Linked DNA regions of Homo sapiens: region 2 is linked to region 1. Evidence: read pairs that join two places in POLR2A ChIA-PET (ENCODE). Cell type or tissue: PC-9. All regions are shown on one strand. Each heading gives the region's core, and the rest is flanking DNA. Links, peaks and the distances in the headings are about the cores only. Region 1 overlaps APP (amyloid beta precursor protein). Region 2 overlaps APP (amyloid beta precursor protein).

The links. ChIA-PET counts read pairs that join two places held together with the same protein. Peaks named below come from ENCODE experiments on the same cell type or tissue, not always from the same donor. Only the 100,000 strongest peaks of a DNase experiment are listed, where the experiment ranks them.
Region 2: POLR2A ChIA-PET joins it to region 1 with 8 read pairs; 4 of 35 experiments call an interaction of 5 or more read pairs at or near these places.

What each region holds. Positions count from the first base shown.
Region 1 is chr21:26,021,837-26,024,654 of GRCh38, forward strand. It overlaps APP (amyloid beta precursor protein), which reads right to left. Exons shown (of 18, transcript NM_000484.4): 6 at 4-206. Among named protein-coding and RNA genes, the nearest start is that of APP, 150 kb to the right of the region's middle. RefSeq lists an enhancer at 1,517-2,016. In PC-9, for the core only: no CTCF peak of the experiment used is centred there; a DNase peak (open chromatin) is centred at 1,315.
Region 2 is chr21:25,973,762-25,976,579 of GRCh38, forward strand. It overlaps APP (amyloid beta precursor protein), which reads right to left. Exons shown (of 18, transcript NM_000484.4): 10 at 2,193-2,267; 11 at 1,309-1,467. Among named protein-coding and RNA genes, the nearest start is that of APP, 200 kb to the right of the region's middle. In PC-9, for the core only: no CTCF peak of the experiment used is centred there; no DNase peak of the experiment used is centred there.

The DNA of each region.
Region 1 (2,818 bases), core at 244-2,743:
TACCTCGAACCACCTCTTCCACAGACTCTGTGGTGGTGGTGGTGGTGGTGGCAATGCTGGTGGTTCTCTCTGTGGCTTCTTCGTAGGGTTCCTCAGCCTCTTCCTCTACCTCATCACCATCCTCATCGTCCTCGTCATCATCGGCTTCTTCTTCTTCCACCTCAGCCACTTCTTCCTCCTCTGCTACTTCTACTACTTTGTCTTCACTGTGAAGGCAAACACAAATAACAGAAAAAGTCAATTAAACACATTTCAGGGAAGGAAAAGAAAAGTCGTCCATATGGAATTTTGGCAATTTGAGAAGAAACACACCCAAAACTTCAATTCAGCAGGTCTAAGTATAAATCCCAGCTCAGTGGGTCTGCAAAAATTTTTATCCTTGGGGACAGTTCTTAGTTTCTGCAGTTGCTAAAAGGGGATGCCATGAGTCTAACCACAGGACATTCTGGAAAAGGGAAAATTACGGAGACAATAAAAAGATCAGCGGTTGCCAGTGGTTCAGGGGGAGTGGGGAAGGGATGAATAGGTGGAGTAGAGAGGATTTTTAGAAACTACTCTGCACGATACTGTCATAAGTAATAATAGATACACAGCATTAAGCATTTGTCAAAACCAAGAGACTATACTACACAAAAAGTCGCCTCTCATGTTAAAACAGGAATACTGGTTAATAATAGTGTATCGATATTGGTTCAAACGTACCATACTAAGGCAAAATGTTAATCCAGGGGAAACTGTTGGGGAGTGGGGAAGTGAGAGGTAGAGGGAACTTTTTGTAGTTTCTGCTTGAATTCTTTGTAAACCTAAAACTGCTCTGAAAAATGTAGTCCATTATAAAAAGTGGGGTGGTGGATATCAAAACTGAGTTTGCCGTATTATGGGAATTACTTCTCATAGTGCACATACAAGAGCCGCAACGCATTGCACGGTAGCGGATACTCAGTATATGCTGGTGGAAATTGGTTTAAAAACTGCAACTGAGAGCTTAAACTGGACACACAGGTGGAAGATGAAGCTGACTTAAGTAAACCTGCAATGCCCTGTGGTCAGGGATGCCTGCTGGAACTCACACAGGTGGAAGATGAAACTGACTTAAGTAAACCTGCAATGCCCTGTGGTCAGGGATGCCTGCTGGAACTCACACAGGTGGAAGATGAAACTGACTTAAGTAAACCTGCAATGCCCTGTGGTCAGGGATGCCTGCTGGAACTCACACAGGTGGAAGATGAAACTGACTTAAGTAAATCTGCAATGCCCTGTGGTCAGGGATGCCTGCTGGAACTATTTAGTTGCGTACCCTATGGTTACTAACTGCTTATGTTTTGTAGAAAACCAAATATTTCAGTGGTTCTCAAATTTCAGTGAGCATCAGAATCACCTGGAAGGCTTATTGAAACACAGATCACCTACCTGCTAAATGTGGTGGCTCATGCCTGTAATCCCAGCACTGTGGAAGGCTGAGGTGGGAAAAAACCTAGAGGCCAGGAGTTTGAGACCAGCCTGGGCCACACGGTGAGACCCTGTCTCCAAAAAAATTAAAAAAAAAAAAAAAAAAAAGCCAGGCATGGTGGTGTGCACCTGTAGTTCCAGCTACTCAGAAGGCTGGGGCGGGAGGATTGCTTGAGCCCAGGAGTTCGAGGCTGCTGTGAGCTATGACTGCATCACTGCATTCCAGCTAGGGAGACAAAGACACTGCCTCCTTAAAAACAAACAAAAACCAGCCAGGCATGGTGGTGTGCACCTGTAGTTCCAGCTACTCAGAAGGCTGGGGCGGGAGGATTGCTTGAGCCCAGGAGTTCGAGGCTGCTGTGAGCTATGACTGCATCACTGCATTCCAGCCAGGGAGACAAAGACACTGTCTCCTTAAAAACAAACAAAAACCAACACAGATCACCAGGTGCCTGTGGCAGTTTCTAATGCAGCTCCAGAGTTTCTGAATCATGAGGCCTTGGTGGGGCCTGAGAATGTGCATTTCAAATTCCCAGGTAATACTGATGCTGGTGGTCAGGGGAAAATATTCTGAGATCCACTGCAATATGCTGAGAATAATGGCAAGAGATAACCAGTAACTCAGTGAAATTGGGAAGAGGATCAGAAATATTTATGGTATTAAACATTTACATGCTGATGCATCATAGTTTGTAAAAAATAAGCAAATTTGGATGGCAAAAGAAGGGCATGTCTAGAACAAAATTAAAAAGGCCTATTAGGAAATCCTTGTGGAAATCATGTACCTGTCAAGGCAGGCATGGTTGACAGCATTTGAATATCTAATAGTAAAAGCCTATCGTATACCACCTAGCAGGACTAGAGGAATAGATGTCCTTGATCAGATCACAAAACCAATACAGGAGAAAGACCTAGATGTGGCAGGGGGTTTCAACCTTTCTGGGGCAACTACCACAGGTCTATTCGAGAAGTACCATAGTAATAGAATTAAAAGCTGCTATGCTGACATTATAATGTACCCAGAAGGAAAAAAAAAAGCGAGAGGGAGAAAGCAGAAGGGAATTATTACCACAGAGCTGATTCTGGCCAACAAGGAGAAGCTCATCATTGGGAAAAGTGATAGGAACCCGGGATTTGTAGCCACAGGAAGCCTTGGACTCGTAGTGAGAGCACAGCATTATGTAGGAAATCAGATTCCAAACACGTGAGACAAGCGAACACTATGATTCCATGATCTACGACAATAGAAAGGAAGACTCCTCCATAAACCTGAAAGGCTTTCAAAGTCTAACAGGACCGCCATAAGTAGTTTTGCTGAGAGTGAAAGGGAAAGATATGTAAAGAGATTAATCCATCAATGGCAGGAATT
Region 2 (2,818 bases), core at 39-2,538, 48 kb before region 1:
TTGAAACCCTGTCTCTACTAAAATACAAAAATTAGCTGGGTGTCGTGGCTCACCTGTAATCCTAGGTACTTGGGAGGCTGAGGCATGAGAATTGCTTAAACCCAGGAGACAGAAGTTGCAGTGAGCTGAGATTGCACCACTGCACTCCAGCCTGGGTGACAGAGTGAGACTCCATCTCATTTAAAAAAAAAAAAAAAAAAAAAGAACAAGTGGACATAAGTTACACACTCATGCTCAGAAAGTTCCTTCCATTCCAAGTAAGCTCTCCCACAGAATGCCGGTGAACACATCTATGCCTGTACCACTCAACATGCCTTTTTGGGGCAATGATCACTGAAAACCATGAATAAGTCTCATCATTGCTAATGTCATGACTGACAAATGCTTCCCCACAGAGAATATGGCCACTGCTCTGAGATGGAAATTTGAGTTCTAATTCTTTCTGGTCCACTAAAAATTCTTACAACTCAGCCAAATCTCAACTTTCCTTGACCTTAGTTATATTATTATACTTACATGATGAGGGGGCTGGGCAAGGTTACTTCTAAAATCCTTTGCCATGGTCTGAATGTTTGTGTCTCTCCCACCCCCAATTCATATGTTGAAACCTAAGCCACAGTGTGATGCTATTTGAGGGTGAAAGCTTTGGGAGACAATTAGGCATGAGGGCAGAGCCTTCAAGATTGACATTAGTACCCTTATAAAAGAGGGCCCAGAGAGCTCTCTTGCCCATTCCACCATATGAGGATACAGCAAAATACAAACAAAAACAAAAATAAAATAAATAAAAGATAAACAAAATTTAAGTTCTATGAACCAGGAAGCAAACTTTCACCAGACAACCAAGTATGCTGATGTCTTGATCTTGGACTTCTCAGCCTCTGCAACTGTGAGAAATAAACTTCTGTTGCTGATAAGGTACCCAGTCTATGGTATTCTGTTACAGCAGCCTGAAGGGACTGGAAGACATCCTTCCAGCTTTTGTGTTCGAACTTGAACTATGCCATCAATTGTCACCACCTCAGGAATATTAAATCAAGTCAGGGCTTGCAATGTGAGTCCCTGGGAGTCCTGTCTGGCTGCTCTGTGGGGAAGTGTGAGTACCTGCTGTGTAGAGATGACCTTGTGGAGGTAGCTGCCCTGTGACCCTTTGACCTTCAAGATGGAATGGACAGGGGTTGAACCTCTGAATAACAGTGCTCAAGGCATTTCTCCTCATTCTTTTTGTATGGCTTCCAGTTCCCAGTGCCCCACCCTTACTGTCTGTGCTGTGACCTGAAGTGTGAACTCGGCTGCAGCGAGACCTACCCGAGGAGGAACAGCCTGCAGAGCGGTGATGTAGTTCTCCAGGGCCAGGCGGCGGCGGTCATTGAGCATGGCTTCCACTCTGGCCATGTGTGTCTCCACCAGCTGCTGTCTCTCGTTGGCTGCTTCCTGTTCCAAAGATTCCACTTTCTCCTGGAAATGCTGCCATCATAAACACATATGTCCATGGGGACTGAATAAGTAGGATGAAGCAGCAATTTCAAGTCTTCTAAAAAAGACATCCTATTCCATTTTCTTCTAGTGCTAAAAAGTATCCTAAAGACTGCATAGTCATTCCAACATTGACTAATTCTACGTTTTATAGCTTACTTCACTTTCTTGCACTCTCCAACCCTCATCAAACCTACTTTCTCATTGAAAATCAGTATTTCATAGGCTCTCTGAAGGCTGATTTGACTAATAACTTTGGATAAATATATGCACTCTTGAAACTCTTATATTACATATTAAAAAAAAATCCCTCTCTTACTAACAGTACCTCAAGTAATTGACCATAATAAACTGTTGGTTTACTTAAGGTAATTTTGAGACTGGTTTCCATCAAAAATTCAAATTCTCATAATTTTTGCTGGAGGGAGAAGCAGCAGAAGATTGTGGTGACTGAAAAGATGTATTATTAATAAAAAGTAGATTGCAAGTTACAATGTGAGTTTTATGGCAATGAATTATAACTTGAAATAATTGGGAGCAAATATAAGGCAGGATTTAAACAACTCAATTACTAGACAATGATTAAGAACAGCTGAAGTTCATGGGACTATGAACAATCACACGTGAGGTGCTGGCAGATAAAGGTAAACCTGCAGACACTCATTAAAAAGACTGCTGGCATGTGATGTTTGGTAGGAAATGGGTTCAGGTTTTACCTGGATAACTGCCTTCTTATCAGCTTTAGGCAAGTTCTTTGCTTGACGTTCTGCCTCTTCCCATTCTCTCATGACCTATAAATTAAGGAAACATTTGAATTTAAAATCATCAGTTCATCCTTTGAATACAGACTTAATAGGATGGATGATTATGTTTTTCCTCTATTTTTGTCATTTTAGATATTTAAAAAATTTATTACATACCCCTTCCTATCTGAAGAATATTTGACCTCCCACTAGGATATAAATAATTAATCACAGCAGTATATTAAACATAAATGTTCATATTTATTGCAGGAATATAGCTTTTTGAGTCAAGGTTGGTCTTTTTTTACCCCGAGAACTGACAGTCATTTGATTTGATGTGAACAAATACCAACTATTCATGGAAGGCACACATTAACTGAACAAGGTCTTCCAATATTAAACTGAACACCTAAGTTTTACTCTCTTATGAAAGCAACTGAAACCATTTTAAACTGTATATTTTGACTTTAAAGAAAATATGACATTTTATGTGTGTGTGTGTCATGAATACAATGCCAAAAAGCAGTACATAATGGGGGAAGAAAAAGAAGACTTCTGCTGTCTAATATCCTAAGACCTATCCCCCTTTAAAGAACTGA